6 separate regions of the Homo sapiens genome follow, and regions 2, 3, 4, 5 and 6 are each linked to region 1. A link is an interaction called in ENCODE POLR2A ChIA-PET data of the cell type or tissue named here. Cell type or tissue: CD4-positive, alpha-beta T cell. All regions are shown on one strand.

What was found. ChIA-PET counts read pairs that join two places held together with the same protein. Peaks named below come from ENCODE experiments on the same cell type or tissue, not always from the same donor. Only the 100,000 strongest peaks of a DNase experiment are listed, where the experiment ranks them.
Region 2: POLR2A ChIA-PET joins it to region 1 with 56 read pairs; 10 of 35 experiments call an interaction of 5 or more read pairs at or near these places.
Region 3: POLR2A ChIA-PET joins it to region 1 with 67 read pairs; 10 of 35 experiments call an interaction of 5 or more read pairs at or near these places.
Region 4: POLR2A ChIA-PET joins it to region 1 with 20 read pairs; 10 of 35 experiments call an interaction of 5 or more read pairs at or near these places.
Region 5: POLR2A ChIA-PET joins it to region 1 with 18 read pairs; 5 of 35 experiments call an interaction of 5 or more read pairs at or near these places.
Region 6: POLR2A ChIA-PET joins it to region 1 with 21 read pairs; 8 of 35 experiments call an interaction of 5 or more read pairs at or near these places.

The regions. Positions count from the first base shown.
Region 1 is chr22:20,462,066-20,466,065 of GRCh38, reverse strand. KLHL22 (kelch like family member 22) reads left to right here. Exons shown (of 7, transcript NM_032775.4): 4 at 490-1,208. The region is part of intron 1 of LOC124905085 (a long non-coding RNA gene); the gene reads right to left. Among named protein-coding and RNA genes, the nearest start is that of SCARF2, 26 kb to the right of the region's middle. RefSeq lists an enhancer at 1,651-1,840. In CD4-positive, alpha-beta T cell, no CTCF peak of the experiment used is centred here; DNase peaks (open chromatin) are centred at 1,705 and 2,335; H3K4me3 peaks cover 510 bases; H3K27ac peaks cover 2,987 bases.
Region 2 is chr22:20,548,048-20,552,047 of GRCh38, reverse strand. It overlaps MED15 (mediator complex subunit 15), which reads right to left. Exons shown (of 18, transcript NM_001003891.3): 3 at 561-612. Among named protein-coding and RNA genes, the nearest start is that of MED15, 42 kb to the right of the region's middle. RefSeq lists enhancers at 653-742, 1,825-2,815. In CD4-positive, alpha-beta T cell, no CTCF peak of the experiment used is centred here; DNase peaks (open chromatin) are centred at 597, 1,087 and 2,357; H3K4me3 peaks cover 2,721 bases; H3K27ac peaks cover 3,231 bases.
Region 3 is chr22:20,555,998-20,559,997 of GRCh38, reverse strand. The region is part of intron 5 of MED15 (mediator complex subunit 15); the gene reads right to left. Among named protein-coding and RNA genes, the nearest start is that of MED15, 50 kb to the right of the region's middle. In CD4-positive, alpha-beta T cell, no CTCF peak of the experiment used is centred here; DNase peaks (open chromatin) are centred at 2,327 and 2,802; H3K4me3 peaks cover 822 bases; H3K27ac peaks cover 2,533 bases.
Region 4 is chr22:20,566,973-20,570,972 of GRCh38, reverse strand. It overlaps MED15 (mediator complex subunit 15), which reads right to left. Exons shown (of 18, transcript NM_001003891.3): 8 at 2,342-2,452. Among named protein-coding and RNA genes, the nearest start is that of MED15, 61 kb to the right of the region's middle. In CD4-positive, alpha-beta T cell, no CTCF peak of the experiment used is centred here; DNase peaks (open chromatin) are centred at 1,522 and 3,842; H3K4me3 peaks cover 1,977 bases; H3K27ac peaks cover 1,520 bases.
Region 5 is chr22:20,700,955-20,704,954 of GRCh38, reverse strand. It overlaps the pseudogene TMEM191A. Among named protein-coding and RNA genes, the nearest start is that of SERPIND1, 71 kb to the left of the region's middle. RefSeq lists silencers at 1,287-1,436, 2,167-2,236 and enhancers at 1,156-1,728, 1,827-1,936. In CD4-positive, alpha-beta T cell, no CTCF peak of the experiment used is centred here; DNase peaks (open chromatin) are centred at 974, 1,654, 2,024, 2,304 and 3 weaker places; H3K4me3 peaks cover 2,439 bases; H3K27ac peaks cover 732 bases.
Region 6 is chr22:20,392,042-20,396,041 of GRCh38, reverse strand. ZNF74 (zinc finger protein 74) reads right to left here and starts at 1,891. Exons shown (of 5, transcript NM_003426.4): 1 at 1,380-1,891; 2 at 624-709. The coding sequence starts at 1,413. RefSeq lists enhancers at 1,711-1,850, 2,321-2,390, 1,792-2,781. In CD4-positive, alpha-beta T cell, no CTCF peak of the experiment used is centred here; a DNase peak (open chromatin) is centred at 1,981; H3K4me3 peaks cover 1,572 bases; H3K27ac peaks cover 955 bases.

The DNA of each region.
Region 1 (4,000 bases):
CTGACATATATCAAGGGTCCACTCCTATGTGCTCTCTCATTTTCATCATGTTCCTCTTCACTTTAATGATCCCCGTTTTATAGATGAGGAGACTGAGGCTTAGAGAGGTTAAAAACATTCTGTACGGGAGGCTGAGGCAGGAGAATCATTTCAACCCGGGAGGGGGAGGTGTTAGTGAGCCGAGATTCTGCCACTGCACTCCATTCTGGGCAACAAGAGCGAAACTTTGTCTCAAAGAAAAGCAAAACAAAACCAAAAAAAAACATGCTGTATATCCTGTCACCCAGTATGTTTCCAAACCAGGACTTAAACCTAGTCTGCAGTAAGCCCCAGTCTCCAGTGTGTCAGAAAAGGTCGGGGACAATTAAGGAGGACTTCCCTTCTGCTTTGCCTGGCCCACAACAGCCCGTATTTCTGCCATCATTCTCTCTCCCACCCCCAGATGCTGTTCACCAGCCCAGGCTTGAATGGGTGTCATTCTCTCTGCAGATCCCAGAAATTATCCATTTCTGCTGTGATTTCCTCATGTCCTGGGTGGACGAAGAGAACATTCTCGATGTCTACCGGCTGGCAGAGCTGTTTGACTTGAGCCGCCTGACTGAGCAACTGGACACCTATATCCTCAAAAACTTTGTGGCCTTCTCTCGGACTGACAAGTACCGCCAGCTTCCATTGGAGAAGGTCTACTCCCTCCTCAGCAGCAATCGCCTGGAGGTCTCCTGCGAGACCGAGGTATATGAGGGGGCCCTTCTCTACCATTATAGCCTGGAGCAGGTGCAGGCTGACCAGATCTCGCTGCACGAGCCCCCAAAGCTCCTTGAGACAGTGCGGTTTCCGCTGATGGAAGCTGAGGTCCTGCAGCGGCTGCATGACAAGCTGGACCCCAGCCCTTTGAGGGACACAGTGGCCAGCGCCCTCATGTACCACCGGAACGAGAGCCTACAGCCCAGCCTGCAGAGCCCGCAAACGGAGCTGCGGTCGGACTTCCAGTGCGTTGTGGGCTTCGGGGGCATTCACTCCACGCCGTCCACTGTCCTCAGCGACCAGGCCAAGTATCTAAACCCCTTACTGGGAGAGTGGAAGCACTTCACTGCCTCCCTGGCCCCCCGCATGTCCAACCAGGGCATCGCGGTGCTCAACAACTTCGTATACTTGATTGGAGGGGACAACAATGTCCAAGGATTTCGAGCAGAGTCCCGATGCTGGAGGTAGGACAGGGTGCTAGCTGGTCCCTTTGTCTTCAGGTGATGAGAGGGTGTGGAAGTCATGGGCTGAGAGAGCTGGTCAGGTTCCCCCCAGCCTTTCACATGAGCATCACTTGCCATTGTGGAATGAAGTCTAGGTGAATTCAGAGAAGGTGGACAGCAGTGAGATAAGAGAAGGGGACATGTGGATCGCCTTCTTTCCTGCATGTCCCCTACTCCTCAGAAACCCACTTACCCTGGACCCTTGCTCAGCCTCTTTGGGGTAGGCTAGGTTGCGAGTGCATTGTGCAGGAGGAGACGGGAGGGGAGAGGAGCCCACAGCAGGAAAGGCAGTCGGACTGGGATGGAGAGGACCTAGGAGCAGTGCCAGCTGAGCAGCCTCGCCCTCCATCATGCTCTCTCTGAGCTTTGATGCATGTTGTTTCAGTTTCCCTTCACCAGTCAGCTTTGCTCTTCTCTCTTACCTGCTTGCTAATGGTGGAACAGGCTTCCTGCTGCTGTGCCTGAGCAGCATGCGGTCTTCAGCCCAGGGGCGTGGTAAAGGCCAACAAGCATCACCGAGCCTCATGCTACATTTCCGCTCTGCCCTGCAGTCTGCCACGCACTTGGCACAATTTCCCCTGGGAAGAGGCAGTTTTCCCAAGAGAGAGTTTTGTGGACTGCTGTGGTCCGTAGGATGCGCCTGGCTCCATCAGTCACTTAGGCTGTGATCTCACAAATCCATTTCTGGGCAGAGCAAGGGACAGTGGTTCAGGCCCACAAGACTCAGCTACCATTAGATTTCCAGGGACCCCTCCACCTTACCTTGGTGCATGTGAGAAATCTCCCTACCCTTCATGCTGAAAGATGGAGCTGTGTTGGAGAGAGAGAGATTGCCAACTATTTCCAGCAGCCATGAGCTAGATGCTGACTGAGTTCATGTTCATGTTTCTATTTTCTGGGGTCAGGGTGGGGTAGGGCCTGGCCTGGCCATGCCACTTGGAATCAAGCATAGTGATCCTGGCCAAGGAGGAGAAGGCCATTTCTCAGCGACCTCTCTACTGCTGGCCCCAGGAAGTGATCTCCTTTGTTAAGCTGATGAGACTCAGAGGTTGGCAATAACACATTGTGGTTAAATATGAGGAAGGGCAGGTTTCAGAAAAAAGGAAACAGCTACCTTCATTTCCTCTCTAAACAAAGTTGTGCCCCCAGTGGGTGTGGCCACACTAGGTTTAGACTTCCCTTTGGCCAAACCTTAAACCTTCTTTTTTAGGGGGCTCGGTTTCCCAGTTGGGGGGCCAAGGCCAGACCACCCTGCTGAGAGTAACCTACAGACCTGCAAAGCCAATCTCTCCAGAGTGTTTTGGCTTCTGGCCCTTAGCAGAAGGTAGAGACAGCTGTGTGCTTGGCAGTAATGCTGGATGTTTCCACAGAGCTGTCCCTAGGGGGGTGACAGCTTGGGATTCTGCCTGCCCCTGTCCTCTGTCCACCTGCTATGGGCCATTGATCTCACTTTCACTTAAAGTAGGAGTCTGAATTTCCCCTTGTGAAGGGGTGTGAGACCAAAGCTGAACTCTGGGTAATGCTAATATTAGACCCTGTAACCAATAACCAGTCCCAAACTCCTGTCTGAGAGTAGGATCACAATGGCAAGTGGGGTCGGCAAGACCTGCCTTGAGAGAGTAGGTATCCACAGAGTGGAGGTGGCAGGAAGGACCACAGCCCTACTGGTTAACCCAGGGATGTATCATCTCTCCAGAATGAAGGCATCATTAACCTTCCAGTGGACTCAAAACTTCCAGATGAATCCTTAATTTGAATATTCTAAGATTTGGTTCTTTCTCTGCTTTCTCATTTCATCAGCCTTAGAACTGGTGAATTCTAAAAGCTATAGGCTTTTAGAATATAAGGAAACAAGATTTTGCAGTAAATTAGGCTTTGCATTTTGAGGAGTTATTACTTACCAGGTTATATCTTAAAGCATTGGTGCAGAAACCGCATATTTAAAAACCTTTCCTCTCTTGGAGCAAATGGTGTTTGTCTCCAATATACTACTTTTTCTCTTTCATTCCTTCTTTCTTTGCATCTATATTATCTGCATCATTCCTTGTACCTTTCCCATAGCCATAGCCCTGTGGATTACTGAACACCAACTACATGGTATACCTAGTAGTAGCTGGTTACATGTTGCTATGTGCCCTGACCCTACTTAAAATAATAATTTAGGCTATGTGCAGATCATGTCAATAATCCCAGCACTTTGGGATGCTGAGGCAGCAGGATCTTTTGAGCCCAGGAGTTCAAGATCAGCCTGGGCAACAAAGCGAGACCTCGTCTCTACCAAAAAAAAAAAAAAAAAATTAGCTGGGCCTGATGGTACGTGCTTGCAGCCCTGGCTACTTGGAAGGCTGAGGCAGGAGGATCGCTTGAGTCCAGGAGTTTTAGACTTCGGTGAACTATGATCATGCCCCTGTACTGTAGCCTGGGCAACAGAGTGAGACCCTGTCTCTAAAAAAAATTTTTTAAATAATAATGTAATTTTTCCTTCGGCATTTCATGGCTGCTAATATTTTAAAGTAAATTTAATTTTTTTTTTTTTTTTTTTGAGACAGAGTCTCGTTCTGTCGCCCAGGCTGGAGTGCAGTGGCACGATCTCGGCTCACTGCAACCTCTGCCTCCCGGGTTCAAGCCATTCTCCTGCCTCAGCCTCCTGAATAGCTGGGATTACAGGCGCCGACCACCACGCCCAGCTAATTTTTTTGTTTTTTTGTTTTTTTGTTTTGAGATGGAGTCTCGCTGTTTTCTGCCCAGGCTGG
Region 2 (4,000 bases), 86 kb before region 1:
CATTTCTGTAGAGCTGGGGCCACTGCCTGGCTGACAGAACCACACTGGGCCCTCTGAATCAGAGGAGGCACAACGTGAGGTTAACACGGGGGCCCTCAGCACAGCAGGGAGCCAGGGTGCAGACTCAGGAGGTCCTCCTCAGAAGCTTCTAGTCTGGAGGGAAAATATGCCTAAGTGTCTCTGGCCTCCATGGGTCAATAAAATCAACTTTTAGGGAAGAGAGTTTCTGTTCCAGGGTAAACAGAACTTCCCAGAAGTAAAAACAACAGCCCTATGAAAAGGGAGATTAAGTGAGCAAGTGAAGCAGCAACCCGTTTAGACCACTTTGAGGACAGCATTTCCATGATGCTAGAATCAGCATTTTTGAGGCCAAGGCTCTGGGAGGATGGAGGGATCTGGAGTCAAATGCAAGGCAGTGAAGAACTTCCCAGAAGCAAGTGAGGTGACACAGACCTTCTGACTCAGGCACCACGGCCTGCCCAGAAAGCTCTGCCGAGGCAGCGTCAGGGCTGGCCTCTCACAGAGATCTCAACAACCCAGAAATGCAAAATCTTACTTACGAATGTCTCGAAAATGGATAATGAGCCTGGCCACGAGAGAAAGGTATTCGTCCTAAAAGTAAAAACAGGAAGCAGTTTAATACCAGATGAAGAAGCGCAGTCATCGGACTCCCCCTTCCCGCCCCCTCGCCTGCTGGCACCGAGCTGAAGCCCATCCTGCAAGGCAGATTCAGACGCTTGCTCGGCCTCCTCTGGAATCCGCCTCTCGGAAGAGAGCCGTCAGTGCTCAGCTAGGCTGGCCAATAACAGGCACAAAGAAACAAGAAGGGGACAGAGAGCCTCCAACGGCCACTCCTCTCCCCTGATGGAAAGGCACTCAGCTGAGAGAGCTGGGAGCCATCTTGAGTGCCCTCTCTTCATCACAAAGGGGACAGGCAGGTTGGGGGTGATGAGGCGCTGGCCTGAGGGCACAAGGCCTGTCAGAGGCAGCCGTGGGTGGGCCGCTGTGTCTTTGCACTATCTGTAAAGAAGGGCTTTCATTTCTCAGCCCAGCCTGTTGCTGCCTTTTCACTGATGACGCAGTATCTGCTGAAAATCTGGGCGGCCCTCCCCTGGCTGCGCTTTCCGGGAGAATCTGTGTTCATCTCCATTTACGCACAGGCAAGGCAGAGGGTGAAGCCCACTCTCAGGTGAGGTGAAGGCCACTGGCTGCCAAGGCCCGCTATATGCAAGCTGCTGTGTTTCTGAGATTGTCTGGCAGGGGCTGCCTCCCACCCATTGTCCTCTTTGGCCCCAAGGACACTCACTCCCAAGTGTTTCAGGGAAATCACTACTGTGAGTTGGTCTTGTGGTCAATACACGGATGTCTGAGGTAAAGTCTTATTTCAGAGAAGCATCCTTGTCTTCTGCTGAAGTGCCCATCCTTCTGGCAGGGCAGCCTGGAAGGGGCAAAGCCCCGGCTCCGTGCCCTGCTCACCCAACCTTCCTCCTGAGTCACTGTGACACTCAGAGTCCATCCACTACACTCATAAGATGGCAGGGCAGAGGGAAGGATGATGAAAAGTGGTCTCAGATGAGTGTAAAAATACAAAGACACTTTTGAAATCTTTATCATCCCACATCTATCTCCAAACTCTACCCCACTTCTTTTTTTCAGCTCGGGGAATTAGCACAGGACAACATGAAGAAGAAAGGCCCAGGGGAGAGGAAAAGCTGGGATAAGCAGCGAGGCCTGGCCAGAACAAGGGGACACCAAGGCAGTTCTGTCAACACGCCCAGCTTCCGGCTATCCCCATCAATTACTGATAGGAAAGCTGATGTGCGTGTGAAGGGGGCCCACAGGCAGCCTGTCCCTGAAGGACAGTGGTATGAGAATGGGGGCAATGGAGGTGTGGGAACCTGAGGACACTCAGGAACAGAAGCAAGGTGGCCATGTATGAGGGGAGAAGGGCCTGGGGGCCAGCCAGGTCAACACCTCACAGCTCCTAAGGCCCTGGACCATTTTTTAGGTCTGCGATACTTTAAATGAATTTGTTTTCTCCACATCCATAAAAGGTAAAACAAGGGGAAGTAGGTTTCAAAAGCAACAAGATACTTTTACTTAGACATAAGACACTCAAACAAGGCTCAGGACCATGTCACCAAAGCCCTTCTGCATAACACCAGGGCTGAGCAAGACCCACTGCCAGCCCAGCACCTGGAATGCAGTGGGCAGGCATCATCATCCTGCAGTGCCCAGCACCACTCCTGACCCACAGTAGGCGCAGCCACTGCCATCTGCTCCAGCTCTGCTACCAGACCAGCGTGAGGAGGCTTAGTGGGGAGCGGGGAGGGAGGGGACGCCTGATGTGAGAAACAAGCACAGGAAGCTGTCATGCTGCCAGCCAAGGAGCTTTCTTGTGGGCGATGATACTTCCTACATTCCCCCAAAGGCAGGTTTATCTAGGAACATCTAGGGGCTGAACGCAATGGGTCAACCACAACAACTCCTTTCCAGGGGAGAAAGCCCTGGATCTGAAACTGCGCCTCTGATCCCCCTGGCTGGGCTCTTTCACTCCTGACTCCTCACCATCCACCCCCACCCCCATCCAGATGGACAGATTATTATGCCCCTTTCTGCTCCAAAGCACACCAACTCCCCTAGAACTGCTGCAGAAAAAAGGGCTAAAGAGTCAGGAAACTCCCTATCTTCACTTGGTCTGCTCCAGCTCCCCTGCTGGCTATCAAAATATAAGTGTCCAGCTGTACCTGAGGCTGAGTATTACAAACCATAAACAATGAACATCATGACAGTAACAGCTAGCACTTGGCACTTTACAGTGCCAGACACAGGAGTCATCAATTCACATGCATTATCGCCTTGATTTCTCCCAACCACCCAGAGGCAGGTACTACTAACACATCCAGTTTACAGATAAGAAAACAGAAACCTTAAAAAACTCCATAGAGGCCAATCGTGGAGGCTCACATCTATTATTCCAACATTTTGGGAAGCCAAGGCAGGAGGGTCCCTTGAGGCCAGGAGTTTAAGACCAGCCTGGGCAACATAGTAAGACACCATCTCTACAAAACAAACAAACAAACAAACATTACCCTGGTGTGGTAGCACACGCCAGTGGCCTCAAAGTGGGAGGCTGAGGCTTGAGCCTGGGAGATCAATGCTGCAATGAGCTGTGACCACTCCACTGCACTCCAGCTTGGGCGACAGAGTGAGACCCCACCTCAAAAAGTTAAAAGCTTCATAGAATTTCCACACTTGCTTGACATGTGGAAATCTTGCACAAGTGCCTCACAACATATTGTGGAGTGAACACAAGGAAGGAGAAAGGATAGAAACACGTGCTCCGTGCCACATACACTGCATGACATACACCTTTTATATAAGACCTGTGGAACGTAAACACACATATTTGCTTAAATCTGCCATGAGAAACACTGGAAAGATACACCAAAATTGAAAATCGACAACCCAGCAAGTATCAGGAACTGGGCTGGAAATGTGCCCTCTCTAAATCCACAGTGTTATGGGTTTTCACTTCAGAAGCACATAAATCTTTTACTATTGAGAAGATAAAGCCAAATCAAGTCGGGCACCTTGGCTCACACCTGTAATCCCAGCACTTTGGGAGGCCAAGACAGGAGGATCACCTGAGGACAGGAATTCAAGACCAGCCTGGCCAACATGGTGAAACTCCATCTCTACTAAAAATACAAAAAAAATTAGCCAGGCCTGGTGGCGCATGCCGGTAATCCCAGCTACTTGGGAGGCTGAGGCAGGAGAATTGCTTGAACCCAGGAGGCAGAGGTTGCAGTGAGCCGCGATCACGCCACTGCACTCCAGCCTGGGCAACAAGAGTGAAAACTCTGTCTCAAAACAAAAAACAAAAAACAAAAAAAACAAATCAAAGCTAGGCACAGTGGCACAGTCTTGTAATCCCAGCTACTTGGAAGGATAAAGTAGGAGTATTGCTTACACCCAGGAGTTCAGCCTGGGCAACTCA
Region 3 (4,000 bases), 94 kb before region 1:
TATCCCCTGTGGTGGAATGTCACCCTGGGTGAGAATCACTGCTTTAGATTTATACACATTTACTATCACCTATGCTCAACGTTTCTTTTCCCATTTTACCTTGTATCACCTGAGAGGGAAGAGGAAAGGATAAACAAAAGAATATATCTAAGAGTGCAAAAGGCTTATTGGAAAAAGGATAAAAAAAGATATATCCTTTAGAAAATCTTTTAGTGATGGTCTCTAAGGCTAGGTTTATCTAAAAATGGCTTGCTTTCCACATCCTTGAGTCTTGCTGGCATACAAATGTGACTGGCAGCTCTATTCTCAATGCTTTAACAATATTCTATTACCTTTCTGACTCTACTGCTGAGTGTACTCATTGCTCCTTTGCAGGAACTGCCTATTTCTAAGACATTCCTCTGGCCTTTGGTGCTCTGCAGTCTCACAGCAGATGAGATGGCTAACTTGGTTGGGGCCAGATGGGCTTTTCTCAGTAGTTATCCCCTCACATATTGTTTTCTTCCATTCTCTCCATTTGATCCTTCCGGGGCTTTGCTTGGATGCCAATTAGAATTTCTGATCTTATCCTCATTTCTTACCCTTGCTTTCACATTTTCCATGTGCTCTTCTCTGTGCTACATTCTAGATAATTTCTTCAAATGTAGCTTCTATTACACAAATTCTTTCTTCAGCTGTATCTAATGCGCTGTTCATTCATCCACTTTCTTCGTTCAATAATTATATTGCTCATTTCTACAGCTTTCATTTGGTTCCGTTTCAAATCTGCTTCATTGCTCCTGATGATGCTTTTTCATTTGAATTTCTGCTCTTTCTTTTCCTTTTTGTTTTCTATTTTTTCAGAGATGGTGTCTCGTTCTATCCCCCAGGCTGGAGTGCAGTGGTGCAATGATAGTTCACCATAGCCTCAAACTCCTGGCCTCAAGCAATCCCCCTGCCTTAGCCTCCCGAGTAGCCAGGAGTGTAGTCGTGAGCCACTGTGCCCGGCTCTCCACTTTATTTCTTTATATACCCCATGGCCCATAACTAACAGTTCCTGTGTGTGTGGTCACTGGGCATGCCTACATGTGTCTATTTTTTCTGTTCACCTTCATGGTGTCTCTCCTTCCCTTCAAGGCTGGTGATCTTTGTATGCTGATTGCTTGACCTTAATGTGCAACTGTCACAGGTCTTACACTGGGGACATGTTCCTCCAATCCGCACCTGCTCCAATCTGCACCTGCTTCTGGGGGGTATGGGGGGTGACACAGGACCCAGCACAAATCCTGGCTGACTACAGGAATCCCAAGCTTTCTTCCCCCACCTTGCAGCAGCTGAGGCTCAGGAGGACAAAGCCTCCCCAACTGCTGCAGGCCAGCATTCCAAAGTGCATCCTAACCAGAACCTAGTTATCCAGGAGGAGAACATGTCCTCAGCACCCCAGTCCATCACACAACTGGCAGTAGAAATTATTTTTAAAGTCGGCTTTACATGCACGTCATATAAAACTCATGAGAAACAAAAATGCGCAGAGTGAAAAGCTTTGCTTCCAACTCTGTACTGCAGCCCCAGCCATAGGAACAACCAGCAGTTTCAGCCTTTTCCGACTAACCTGGGTCACCTGAAAACTATCACAATGTCCCCTGGCCTACCCTTTGAGAGTCCCTGGCAAAACCTCTGACCCAGGCTCTGTCCTCTTGGTGGCACTAGATGAAGATCTGAAAGGGCCTTAATCATGCAGTAGTCTTTGGGAAAGGTGTCAGGAAGGGGTATCAAATGCCCATCAGACAACACTACTAGTTTCAGGGAGACCAGGGAGGCAAGTGGTGAAGGGCAGGGAGAGTTGGCCTCTGACAAAGGTGGTAACAAGATCCTGAAGTAGAGAATCCACTGTAACTTTTTCTTTTTTCTTTTGAGACAGAGTCTCGCTCTGTTGCCCAGGCTGGAGTGCAGTGGCACGATCTCGCCCCCTGCAAGCTCCGCCTCCCAGGTTCATGCCATTCTCCTGCCTTAGTCTCCCGAGTAGCTGGGACTACAGGCACCCACCACTACGCCCGGCTAATTTTTTGTATTTTTAGTAGAGACGGGGTCTCACCGTGTTAGCCAGGATGGTCTCGATCTCCTGACCTCGTGATCCGCCCGCCTCAGCCTCCCAAAGTGCTGGGATTACAGGCGTGAGCCACCGTGCCCAGCCCCCACTGTAACTTTCAACTAGTGCCACACAGAAGACCAGTCCCCTTGGAAGCTAAAAACAGGATGTGGGGGCCAAGGCCAGACTGGGGAGGGCGTGGGCAGGATATCAAGCTTCACCACTGAACTTCTGACAAAGAACTGGTTTAAGACAAAGTCTCTGAAGTGGGATGACAAGGCAACTCATGTGAGCATTCTAAACTCATACATTTAAAAACAATTTATTATCAAGTATAAGCTCATGATTAAAAAAAAAATGCACCAAGTACACAAGAGTAGAACGTGACAAGGAACTTGAGCCGGCACTTCTGTGGGTCCTCCCTAAACCCAGCTGGTGTACTTATCTGATGTGCTAAAAATAGTGAGGTAATGAGAGCTTGGGACGAAGAACCAGGCAGATTGTTCTAGGATGAGGAAACCAGCACGTGCTGAGAGTTAGACAACAGGAAGTAAGAGGAGAATTAAGGTATGAGAAGGGAAGGTGGCTTGGGATGGAGGAAGATTCCAGAGCAGGAGTGGGTAGAAATGAGGATGCCTATGGCCCCAAAGAAGAGGAAACCTGACACAGGATAGGGTAGGAGTGTGAGGATGGGGTCAGGCAGCAGCTTCGATCCCAGCTCTTGGCCTGGGGTGTGACTCCAGTTCTCCTTAGCAGCTGCTACACTGACAAAGCAGAGGGGGCGATGCTGCCCTCTTCATAGGGTTATCATGAGGGATGTGTGACAAAAATATATTGAAGCACTGAAGCCTGTACACAGATATCCACAGCAGCTTTGTTTGCATAATAGTAAGCAAAAGCAGGAAACAACCCAAATGTCCTTCATGGGTGAATGAATAAGCAAACTGTGGAAAATCCGTTCCATGGAACACTACTTAGTGATGAAAAGGAATGAATTACTGATAAAACCTGGCTGGGTCTCAAGGGTATCAGATTGAATTTAAAAAGCCAATCTCAAAAAGTCACATATGGTATGATTCCATTTATACAACATTCACAAAGGGACAGAACTACAGAGACACACAACAGATCAGCAATTGTCACTGCTTAAGGCTGGAGGGAGGGCGCGATCTCTGAGAGGTAACACAAGAGAGTTGGTTGGTGGTAATGGAACGGCTCCGCATGCCAATTGTGGTGATGGCTACTTGATTTGACACGTGGTAAAATCTCACAGACCTACACATACCCATATATGTAGCCCAAGAATGAGTGTAAAAAAACTGATGAAGTCGGCTGGGCGTGATGGCTCACGTCTGTAATCCCAGCACTTTGGGAGGCTCAGGAGAGAAGATCACTTGAGGTCAGGAGTTTGAGACCAGCCTGGCCAACATGGTGAAACCCCATCTCCACTAAAAATATAAAATTAGCTGGGCATGGTGGCAGGCGCCTGTAGTCCCAGGTAGTCGGAGGCTGAGGCAAGAGAACTGCTTGAACTCGGAAGGCAGAAGTTGCAGTGAGCTGAGATCACACCACTGCACTCCAGCCTGGGCAACAAGAGTGAAACTCTGTCTCAAAAAAAAAAAAAAAACTGATGAAGTCCAAGCTAAGTCTCTAACTGAGGTGATTACACTGCCTCAACATTAATTTCTTGGTTTTGACAATGTTCTATGTAAGATACTATTATTGGGGAGAGCTGGGTAAAGGGCATGTGGGAACTCTCTATGCTATTCCACAACTTCCTGTGACTCCTATTTTAAAAATAAAAAGTTACATGAAAGGGGAAAAAAACACTAAAGCACTTTGCAGTGGGCACAGCACACTCTAAGAAATGTTGATGGGACTCAAGGATACATCAAGATAGGTCCTAAGGGCAGGCGCGTTGGCTCACGCCTG
Region 4 (4,000 bases), 100 kb before region 1:
GCCTGGCCCATCTCTACTAAAAATACAAGAGGAAAAAAAAATTAGCTGGATATAGTGGCGCATGCCTGTAGTCCCAGCTACTTGGGAGCAAAGGCAGGACAATCACTTGAACCTGGGAGACAGAGGTTGCAGTGAGCCAAGATTGCACCACTGCACTCCAGCCACTCTAGCCTAGGTGAGAGAGCAAGACTCTGTCAAAAAAAAAAAAAAAAAAAAAAAAAAAAAAGAAAGAAAGAAAGAAAGAAAAGAAAAGAGAAAAAAGAGAAGAGAAGAGAAGTTCTAGGCTGGGTGCGATGGCTCATGCCTATAATCCCAGCACTTTGGGAGGCTGAGGCGGGTGAATCACTTGAGGTCAGGAGTTCGAACCAGCCTGGCCAACATGGTGAAACCCTATCTCTACTAAAAATACAAAAATTAGCCAGGTGTGGTGGTGTGCAACTGTAGTCCCAGCTACTTGGGAGGCTGAGGCACAAGAATCGCCTGAACCCAGGAGGCAGAAGTTGCAGTGAGCCGAGATCGCAAAACTGCAATCCAGCCTGGATGACAGAGTCAGACTCTGTCTCAAAAAAAAAAAAAAAAGACAGAAAGAAATAAAGAAAAGAGCAGTTCTCACTTTCCTGCTGGGCTTGACCTGCGGTACAGAAGTTTCCAGCCGGGCGCATTGGCTCATGCCTGTAATCTCAGCACTTTGGGAGGCCAAGGCCGGCAGATCACGAGGTCAAGAGATGGAGACCATCCTGGCCAACATGATGAAACCATGTCTCTACTAAAAATACAAAAATTAGCCAGGTGTGATGGCACGCGCCTGTAGTTCCAGCTACTCGGGAACCTGAGGCAGGAGAATCACTTGAACCCAGGAGGCAGAGGTTGCAGTGAGCCAAGATCGTGCCACTGTACTCCAGCCTGGCAACAGAGCAAGACTCCATCTCAAAAAATAAAAAAAGTTTCCAGGAAGTGAGGTCCTGAACAGAGGATCGATGGTCCAAAGAGGCAAAGGTAGCAGCTTCCACTGGGTGGGCAGTCACTATGTGCCACCACTAAGCTGACTCTGAACACACCACGTCCTTCCTCTGCATGAGACCAGGACAAGGGAGCCCCCCCACGAGGCCTGAGGACATGCCGAGACACACAGGGAGGTGGCAGAGACCTCCAACCTCATCACACGAAGTGGTCAGCCTCCCCCAGCTGTAAGTAAATGTGAGTTCTGTGGTGTGTTTCATACAGGGCTCCATCTAAGTAAGAATGTGACATGGGGACCCTGGCCCCAAGTCATTTGGTGCCCTGCCAAGGTAGGATGCTAACCTCAGCTGCAGCCAAATACCTCAGATTCCCTCCTCAGGCAGCTTCCCAGGGACTTAAAAGAGGTAGCAGGCACCATGAAGGACATTACTGAGCACCCCCCAAGCGTGAGATGAAGCCTGCCACGAGGCACTGTGCACCCAGGCGCTGCGCCCAGCAGGCCTGCAGAAAACCACAAGGCCAGGTACCCTTAAGACGACAGCAAAGTGCAGGCGCACTGCCAGCTGTGGGCTGGGACCCAGCCACAGTCTTACCACATCAACTAGCACATTCTGACTCTTTCTAAAGCCAACGCCCCTTCCGAGTCAGGACCAACAGTGTTTCCACCATCATGTGAAAAGAGGAAAAACTGAAGCCCCAGACTGTACGTCTCCCCACAAGAAGGAGAGGAGGGGTTATAGGAAAAGGTACAGAAACCCTGGGCCTCCAATCCCAGGACACTAGGAGGCCAGACAAGGCCATCTGCATTCCACTAACACGTGACACACAGAGACACACACACATTCCACACATGTGACACACCAGCAAGCTCAGCAATGTGGGAGTGGCACGCTTCTCACCACACAGCGCCGGAGTCCCTGAGTGCAGGCGAGCACCAGGATGCCTTCTCCCACGCTCCTGCTGCATGTGGCTCCCATCTGCTTCCGAGTGTCTAGAAAGCTGCCCTCCACCCTGGTCAGCTCTGTACTCAGACTCTCAAATGGAAGATGAGAGGTGAGGAGAAAACTGCAGCCTTCTACTCTCTGATACATGTTCCCAGAGTCACTCAGAGTGGCAAGGAAGAGGGATAATGAAGGATGCCCGAGCAAAGCTGGAAACGACACGCACTATGCGGCTGGTGGGTCCTAGACATGACCAAGCACAGCTGCCCACCCCAAGGACTCCAGGGGTGTCTTGCAGAGTGCAAGGGGGAGAGAAGCCCCTGCTTTACCAACTTAGCCCCCAGCCCCTAATCCAACCAGAACCCTCACTGTAGCACTACATGCGCAGGTGAACATGCACCTGCTGATGACTATGGAGCCCTCCACCCCCAGGCCCTCACCTGGACTCCGGGAGCCACCATCTGGGCAGCCTGAGCTGTCTGTACTGCTGTCTGCTGCTGCTGCACCTGGGGCTGCACTGGGGGCTGCTGCACCACCATCGGAGCTCGGACCTTGAGGGAGAAAGAGAGAATGTGATTTGGAACCACCTGGGTCAGAGAGCAGAGCCTAGTCTTCCTGTGGAAGCTTAGGAAATGGAGCCTTTCTTGAGGTGAGGAATGGGACTTTCATGACCTCATGTGCTGTGATGTCACCTTACTGGCCATCTAGGATCCCATTAGCTCAAATCCAATTCTGGCAAGTGGCAATGTGGCCCTCCCACTGGGATGTCTCCACACATCCCTCAGCACCAGCTATCACAAGCACTGACGACTTCCAATGCAGAGCTTACAGCCTAGCCTGCTCATCCTCTGGGCCAAGCATGCTGATGGTCCACAAGAGCTTCACTCAGCCTGATTCCTTGAAGGAAAGCTGGGTTAGCCGGCCAGCAGAGGGCAGGGCGTAGTAGCTCCTGTCTGTATTCTCAGCATTCTGGGAGGCCAAGGCCAGTGGATCGCTTAAGCCCAGGAGATCAAGACTAGCCTGGGCAACACGGCCAAACCCCATATCTACAAAATATACAAAAATTTGGCTAGGTGTGGGGATGCACACCTGCAGCCCCAGCTACTTGGGAGGCTGAGGTGGGAGAATCGCTTGAGCAGGGAGGTCTGATCACATCAGTGCACTCCAGCCTGGAAAACAGAGACCCTGTCTTCAAAAGAAAAAAGTGGGGGTGGGGGGCAAACTTGGGCAAAAGGGGCAACTGTGGAGCCACTGCATGGAGGGGCCTCCAGAAGGACGAGACAGGCCCGCGCCACCATGCAGGGGGCTCTTCCTTAGACATCTCCAAGTCACCAGGGCAAACCCTGCCAGGGCACATTCCAACATGCAGCGGGCTCTTCCTTAGACATCTCCAAGCCACTAGGGCAAACCCTGCCAGGGCACATTCCACCATGCAGCACACAAGGGTTTCAGTCTGCACAGTCCCCGGGGTCAGGCAGTGTGTCGACTCCCAGGTGACAGATGAGTGAGCATATCTGCTCCTCACAACTCTCCTAGACTTCCAGTCTGCCTATGAGGCCTCTTGTTCACCCCCACACTTGCCTCAGGCCCCATTCCACTCATGAATCACAAACAGAAAAGGCCACAAAAACCAAGGGAGCCAAAGAGTTGTCCAAATGGCCCCTTGATGCAGCTACCTTCATCCTGGTGATCATACTCTGTCCTCTGTGCCTGTCACTGAGTAGACTGGCTTTGTGCAGAGATACAAAATGAAACTAGGAATAACAGTATTTTATATTAATACTCCTCTCAAAAATATAGTAATGAACTTTGTTCTCCTGAGACTTGGCAGAGTGTAAAGGAAAAAAAAAGATATTTGCTTAGAACATTAACTCTGAGTAGTTGGCAAACCACCAGACACTGACGGAGCTGGCACATCCTTTCATGTGGTGCTCATCAGTCGAAGTGCTCACACCCTGAAAGGGCCCACAGAACTGCTGCAATCAGCCACACTGCTTGGAATGCGACTTGGTGCCCCAGTAGCAGCAGCAGTACCCTGTGCGGGGTGCAGAAGCAGCTCTCAGAACACAAAATGCAAAACACATGCTTCCCTGCTGAGC
Region 5 (4,000 bases), 240 kb before region 1:
AGAGTGTGACTTCCCAAATAATCAAACAGAAGGAAAGGGGAGCATTGAAAAATCAGGATCAACATGTTACAAATGGTAGAAATAAATTCAAATATAGTAGAAATAATTTCAAATCACAATACTTGAAAAAAGCAGCTTGTCAAATTGGCAAAGAAAAAAGTGTCAAATGCTATGTACAAGTTTCTGGCAATATGGCAAATTATGTATCCTGAAAAACTAAAAATGCTGTTTACAATACTGGGGAGTGGATCTAAATCCATGAGCTGTAAGAAAGGAAGGAATCTTTGGAGGCTGAAAAGCCAGTCAAGCTCCTACATGACATGGGAGACAGACGACGAACCCACGAGCTTCATCCCTTGAGGAGTTTATTAGGCGACCTTGGTCTACACTCTCAGGAGAGGAGTGCACCAGAAATAAAGCCGGTGCCCTGGAGTCCACCTGGAGCCAGGCGCGGGGCGCTGCACTTAGGTTGGCAGCAGCCCGTTAGCGCGCAGCTCCAGCAGCGGGGACAGCGTGTAGCGCAGGCGGCGCAGCGTCGTCTCCGAGGTGAGGCTCCAGAGCCACGCGGAGACGGCGCCGGGGTCCAACAGCACCGTCCAGAGCAGCGACAGCCCCAGGAAGAGGAGCGGCAGCGTCAGCAGCGCCTGCAGGGCGAAAGGCGGGCAGGTGGGCGGCGGCTCGGGCGGGCACGTGGGGGACCGCGGCCGCGCCCACCGCCCTGCTCACCTGATGGCCAGCGCGCGAGGACCGCCGAACAGCCGCGTCTCCTGCGGGGAGAGAGGGCCGCATCCAGCTACCTCCGCGCCCGCGGCGCCGGCCCGGTTTCCAGGAGGAGGGGGAGGCGGTACCGCGGGGGGGATGGGGAGGGGTGTCCCGCTCCAGCCCACCCCGCCCGGACCCGCGCAGGCGCTCACTCGGTCCGCCCTGGCCATCTCCTCCATGAGCGACTCGGTGCTGTACTGCACTCTGCGAAGCTGCCCGTCACACCTGCGGGGACAGGCATGCAGGTGGGAGCCCAGCCCGGCCCGGCCCCACAGTGCCCCGCCGCGCCCGCAAGCCCAACTCCCTTACAGTTCCCGGCCACTCTGCCAGGCGTCCAGCTCCTCCGCAGCCTCCATCACCTTCACCTGCACCTCCTGGAGCGGGTGAGAGTGCGGACTGAGGCCTCGGGGAGGCGTCCTGGCGGTGGGTTGGGAGACTTACCGCCCCAGGTCTGGGGGAGGAGAGGCGGGAGGCACCTTGGCGTCTGAGTGGGGCCGCACCTGCAGGACTACGGTCTGCTCCTGGAATATGGCCCAGGCCTCCGCTGTCTGCAGCGCGTCCTGGGTGTGGACACCCGGGTTAGACTCGGCGGGGGCGGGGCGACAGGCCCTTCCCCATCCACACTCGAAAGCCTACCCTCCTCCAACAGAACCCGCTTCTGCCCTCACCTGCTGCAGCTTCTCCTCCTGCAAGGCGCATTTGGTCTCCGCCAGCTCCAGTTCATTCTTGAGAAGGACCCAGGGAATGTCAGGAGGTCCGCAGGCCGGCAACCCGCTGCGCCTCCGGGCCCCGCCCCCGGCCCTCAGTGCCCGCCCCCAGGCGATCATGACCCCGCCCACGTCCTCAGGACCAGTCGTAAGCAACGCCCCAGCTGGTCATGGCCCCGCCCCCTCCGCGCTCCGCCCGTATCTAGCCCTCAGGGCCCCGCCCCCAGGCGATTATGCCCCGCCCACATCCCCGCCCCGCCCACGCCTTCAGGGCCTGCCTTAAGCCACACCCCCAGGTGGTCACGGCCCCGCTCACGCTGCTGCTCCGCCCCTACTAAAGACCTCAGGGTCCCGCTCAAGCACCTGCAGCGTCACCAATTGGGCTGCGAGTTGCTGCTCCGTGCTCTTCTGGCTCTGCAGTTCCCCTCCGTAGTAGAAGAGCTAGGGGCGGGGCTCGTAAGGACGGGGTTTACCGGGCTTCTGGAGGAACGAGTGTCAGGGGAGACAGGGACGGGGAGGCAATGAGAGCGAGGGCAAGGGCAGGACTTCCGAGAGGAACCAAGAGACAGGCCCTCCCATCTCCTGCACGTACCTGACTCGACAGCTCCTCCCACTGCCCTGCAGCTGCCTGCTGTGCTGCTCCTGCGGACAGGGTCCTGGGGCGGTGCCGGCCTCACCGCCGGTCCTACCTCACCCCACCCCCGGATCCTGCCCCCTTCCGCCCGCCCTGCCCCACCCCACCCTGGGTCCAGCCCCATTCCAGGACTCTTCCTCACCAAGTCCTCCTTGTGGCGCTCCGCCTCCTCCAGTCTTCTGCGCACCCGCTGCGCGCGCTCCCGCGCCGCCTCGCGCACCTCCCCTTGCAGAAGCAGCGCTTCCTGGCTTCGCCTCCGCAGCAGCCTGCAGAGGGAAACTGAGGTTGGCGCTACAAGGCGGACTGGGTCGCTCAGGATCCCGCAGTCGCCAGGAAGGACCAGCCGCAGGCTCATGATTGAGGACTGGGAAGTCCTGGCCGAGTCCCCCACCTGGGTCCGCTGGGTGGATCACCCGTTCCCAAGGGCCTAGAGCAGAGATGCGGGCCCGGGCGGATCAGCCTGGTACTCTGCGAAGCACCTCGCGGCGCTGCCTGCGGGACCGACCCTCGCGCGCCCGCCAGGTAGAGGGGCGTTCCCCGCGCACCTCCGCTCCCGCTCGCTCAGGTCCTGCAGGCGCTGGTTGAGGCAGGCTCTCGCTCTCGGCCTCGAGCCCGCGCATCAGCTTCTCTAGCTCCTGCTTCCGCTGGCGACCATCTCGGTTATCCTTCTGCAACTGCAGCAGCAGCTCCTGCGTCGCGGCCATGGCTGTGGAGACCGAGCCTAAATGCCGCCCGCCTCGGGGACCCAGCCTGCGGCTGGCAGGCGTCACAATGGGCGGCAGGGAGCGCCTAGCGGGCTGGATCACAATGGGCGGCAGGGGAAGCCCGAGGGTAGCCCGACACATGCCCCTTCTCACGCCGGCCGGAGGCGGGTCAGGCCGGATCACACTTAGTCCATCACTGATGAAAATTGTGTCAAAGAGCCGTAATTAGATCAATGAAAGGTTAATGAAATACTAATACCAAATGCAGGCAAGTTGAAGATTGGTTCCCCCACAGTGCAGATGGCACTTGCAAACTGATCGATCTCTTGTGGAAAAGAACCCATAAATATGTTCGTAACTTTTGACCCAATTATCCCTCTCCTGGGAAATTTATCCCAGGAAGGAGAAAAAATTTAAACCCACTACACACTAAATGGTTCGCTGAAGTGGTTACAGTAGCCACAAAAAAAGGAAACAATTTTAATGATTAAAATGTGCTTGGGTATTATGTGGTATGCCTAGAGCTATTATGATGTCTAGTGAAAAAGAATTTGATTTAGCATTTATGCTAAAGTAACTAAGATAAAATACATGAGCAAGATCCGTAAAGGAAACAGGAAGAAGATAAGCTCTTTCATTGCTTGGTGAGACTGTAGGTAAACTCGTCCTTTTAAGTATTATTATTTTAGAGGCAGGTCCTGCTGTCACCAGGCTGGAGTACAGTGGAACAATCGAAGCTAGCTGCAGCTTCAATCTCCCAGGCTCAAGTGATCCTTCCGCCTTAGCCTCCCAACTTGTCCTTTTAAAATCTGCCTTTATTTGTCCAGTTACAATTATGAACTTGGATGCAAAAATCCAAAATAAATTACTAACAAAATCTAAAGGGAAACAGAAATCCATGGAAACCAAACAGAGTTTATTCCAGGGATTGTTCAACATCAGAAAATCAGTGTTGTTCATCATATGGACAAACAGGGAAGAACTCCACGATCTCAGTGGCGCACTTCAATAGATGCAGAAAACGTGAAGATGAGGGTCACCATCTATTAATAATTTTTTTTTTTTTTCTGAGACAGAGTCTCACTCTGTTGCCCAGGCTGGAGTGCAGTGGCACAATCTTGGCTCACTGCAACCTCCGCCTACTGGGTTCAAGCAATTCTCTGCCCCAGCCTCCGGAGTAGCTGGCATTACAG
Region 6 (4,000 bases), 70 kb after region 1:
GTTCACAGTCTGTAAAAGGAGGGATCTGGGTCCCATTTGGCTGCAGAAGTTCCCAGGGCCAATTCCTTGCTGAGCCCCCAGATTCTCTAAATCTCCAGGACTCTCCATGAAGGCCCCATGCCAGGGGCTGGGTACAGAGGAAAGCACACAGGGATGTGTCCCCTACCGCCACTCTTAACCAAGTGCTGCAATCCAGCCCTTCCTGAGCTGCTCCACGTGCCCCTGTCTGATTCCAGTCCCAGTAAACCAACCGTGCAAACATCCTGCACCAACCCCTGGCCAGCACGTGGATAGGCAAAGCGACCCCATGTGAGCCGTCAACTACTTTCTCAGATTCCACTAAAACCACTCCTCAGAGCTCCCAGCACAGCGCTGGGCAGAGAGATCCCCAGCAACTGACCCACTGAATTGGACTGGGCGAGACATTCAATAGAGCACATCTCGAGGGCACACCTCGGGCAACATCTGGACTCTTCACTTGGAGCTGTTCCCACTGCCCAGAGCTTCCTGAGGACTGGCCAGCAGGTACCCGGGTGAAGGTCTGTGGAAGGCTGACGATCCAGGGCTGGGGAGGGAATGTGCCAACCCTCTTCATAAAGAAGGAAGAACACACAGCCACTCACCTTGGACCTGGCTTCGGGAAGACCCCAACCCGATATATCCTCGAGATTCTCTTTCAGGGAAAGAGCAGGATCCTGAGAGGAAAGAGCTGGCGAAGGAGAAATGAGTCAAGGTCACGGCTACCAGGCTCACGGCTGAGCTTAAAGCCCACCTGTCGTGGCACAAGTGAGAATCAGAGAGGAGGCAGAACCTGCCAGCAAGGCCAGGTGGGGAACGAGCCCCAGTAGCTAGCACCAACAGAAACAGCATCGAGGAATAATCTGCCTGTGTCTCAGACACTCCAATTCATGACGAAAAGAGCTGCTACCCCCAATCAAGCACGTCTGAGTGGGAACAAATGATTGGGCGCGGGGAAGAAAGAAGCAGGAGGCCAGGAGCGATGGCTCACGCCTGTAATCCCAGCACTTTGGGAGGCCGAGGCGGGCGGATCGCTTGAGCTTAAGACCAGCCTGGGAAACATGGCAAAACCCCGTCTCTACTAAAAATACAAACATTAGCCGGGCGTGGTGGCGCGCGCCTGCAATCCCAACTACTTGGGAGGTTGAGGCGGGAGAATAGTTTGAACCCGGGAAGCAGAGGTTGCAGTGAGCGGAGATCAAGCCATTGCACCACTCCCGCCTGGGTGACAGAGTGAGATTCCATTTAAAAAAAAAAAAAAAGATGCTGGATGCTTCTGGGAAACTGGCCTGATCTCTCTGAGTGTCAATATCCTCAAGTGCAAATCCACAGACATACTGACTACAAGAGTGAAGCTGTACCTGTCTTCTCGGGCTCCGGGGCAGGGATCTCCATGGCCTCCACGGCAGCCTCCCCAGGAGGAGTGGGCAGCTGTGTAGCCTCCAGGATCCAGGGCAGGCCCTGAAGAGCGAGTACTGCTCCTGGGGCTGAGGGGCCTGCAGCGGAGCCCCGCGGGGCGGCCACGCGCTCACAGCTGCACGATCACACGCACGGAGCCCCCTCCCCGCGCCCGGCTGAGGTGGGGTTCAGGCCGGCTCCGCAGATACCCACTCCCCACACCAGGCTCAGCCCCATGCTCGGCGCACTCACGCCCCGGCACACCCCCGCCACACGCTCCTCCCGGCGAACCCGCGCTCGGAGACCAGGGCCAGGCCTAAGGTTCCGCGGCCAGGAGCCATCGGACGCGGAGCGACCAGCGGACAGGTCCCGAAGCGGACAGAGACCGCCGACGGTCTGAGGGACCGGCAAGTGGACAGACCGGACTCCCACAAAAGGACTGCGACTGCCACAAAGAGCAGCAGGCGGCCGCTGCGGGAAAGCGCGCCTGCGCGAAATAGGCGCAAACTACACCTCCCGGGAGCGTTTGCGCCGCGCAGGCGTCAGACTCCATTTCCTAGAGCGAGTTCGGGCCGGTGCTTGCGTCCCGACGCGAACGAGTATCTAGCACATCCTTCTAGGAAATGTAGTTCCTGGGCCCACAGCCGGGAGCTCCGGCACCCACCATGCTCTTGCGGGCGGATGTCGCTGTGTATCTCCGTGTGCGGATCAGTGTAGTGCCGCTGCATGGGTGTCTAATTGCGAGGATACTGGGAGGGCGGTGTCCAGGAACTAGAATTTGTCCTGTTAGTTCGTCCACGTCCCCACGTAGCTGGGAGTCGGGTGGGTTCCTGCCCACATCTGTCTGCAGGAAAGACTCAAGCCCCTGGTCTTACGGATATTGGGAGTGGTGGGTCTGGCCTCGAGGGGTTTTCCAGGGGCCCTGCCCCCACTCCCCCTTCTCGAGCCACATATCTGAGGCCCATGGGCGCGGGTCCCCAGAGGTGGGAGAGCCTTGGCCTAGTCCCCCCAGAGGGTCCTGTCCACAGTTCACCCCTGGGGCGGGAAAGGAAGGTCTGGGTGGCGGCCCAGTCCTGGCGGCACAGAGCTCTGCCATGAACACAGTGATGACGCCAGCGACAGAAACATTGAATATGTACTGAGCACCAACCAAACGCCAGGCCTACTTCAAGAGCTTGGAGTACATTTTTCTGGCAGAATGCTCACAGCAGTCCAGGGAGGTTTGCTAACTACTGTCATCCCATTTGGGAGATGAGGAAGTTGTGGTACAGGTGCGTGGGGTAACGTGTCGCAAATCACACAGCCAGAAGTAGGAATCCAGCACCGAAGTGCATTGCCACATTCCTACTGAGAGGTGGTCCGGGGTGGTGCACACTCCAAACCCTTCAGCCTCCCACCTTAACCGCAGCTTAGGCTTGGCCACAGGCTCTCACGTGACACCTGTCCACTGCCCACATCAGCACAGCTGTGCCCAGACCTCCCCTGCCCAGGGCAGCGCCCGTGTTTGATTTTGTTTTGAGACTGGGTCTCACTCTGTCGCCCAGGCTGGAGTGCAGTTGCACAATCACGGCTCACCGTAGCCTCAGTCTCTCGGGCTCAAACTATTCTCCCACCTCAGCCTCCGGAGTAGCTGGGACTTACAGACATGCACCACCACGCCCGGTTAATTTTTATATTCAGCGCCCATTTTTAATAGCAACCCAGTGAGAGGGGACAGCGTGCTGGCAGTCCTCACAGCCCTTGCTCGCTCTCGGCGCCTAGTCGGCCTTGGCGCCCACTCTGGCCGCGCTTGAGGAGCCCTTCAGCCCACCGCTGCACTGTGGGAGCCCCTTCCTGGGCTGGCTGCGGCCGGAGCCGGCTCCCTCAGCTTGCCGAGAGGTGTGGAGGGAGAGGCGCGGGCGGGAACCGGGACTGCGCGCAGCGCTTGCGGGCCAGCACGAGTTCCGGGTGGGCGTGGGCTCAGCGGGCCCCGCACTCGGAGCTGCCAGCCGGACCCGGGCAGTGAGGGGCTTAGCACCTGGGCCAGCAGCTGCTGTGCTCGACTTCTCGCCGGGCCTTCGTTGCCTCCCCGCGGGGCAGGGCTCGGGACCTGCAGCCCGCCATGCCTGAGCCTACCCACCGCCGTGGGCTCCTGCGCGGCCCAAGCCTCCCCGACAAGCGCCGCCCCCTGCTCCACGGCGCCCAGTCCCATCGACCACCCAAGGGCTGAGGAGTGCGGGCGCACGGCGCGGGACTGGAAGGCAGCTCCACCTGCGGCCCCGGTGCGGGATCCACTGGGTGAAGCCAGCTGGGCTTCTGAGTCTGGTGGGGACTTGGAGAACCTTTATGTCTAGCTAAGGGATTGTAAATACACCAGTGGGCACTCTGTGTCTAGCTTAAGGTTTGTAAACACACCAATCAGCACCCTGTGTCTAGCTCAGGGTTTGTGAATGCATCAATCGACACTGTATCTAGCTACTCTGCTGGGGACTTGGAGAACCTTTATGTCTAGCTAAGGGGTTGAAAATACACCAATCGGCACTCTGTATCTAGCTCAAGGTTTGTAAACACACCAATCAGCACTCTGTGTCTAGCTCAGGGTTTG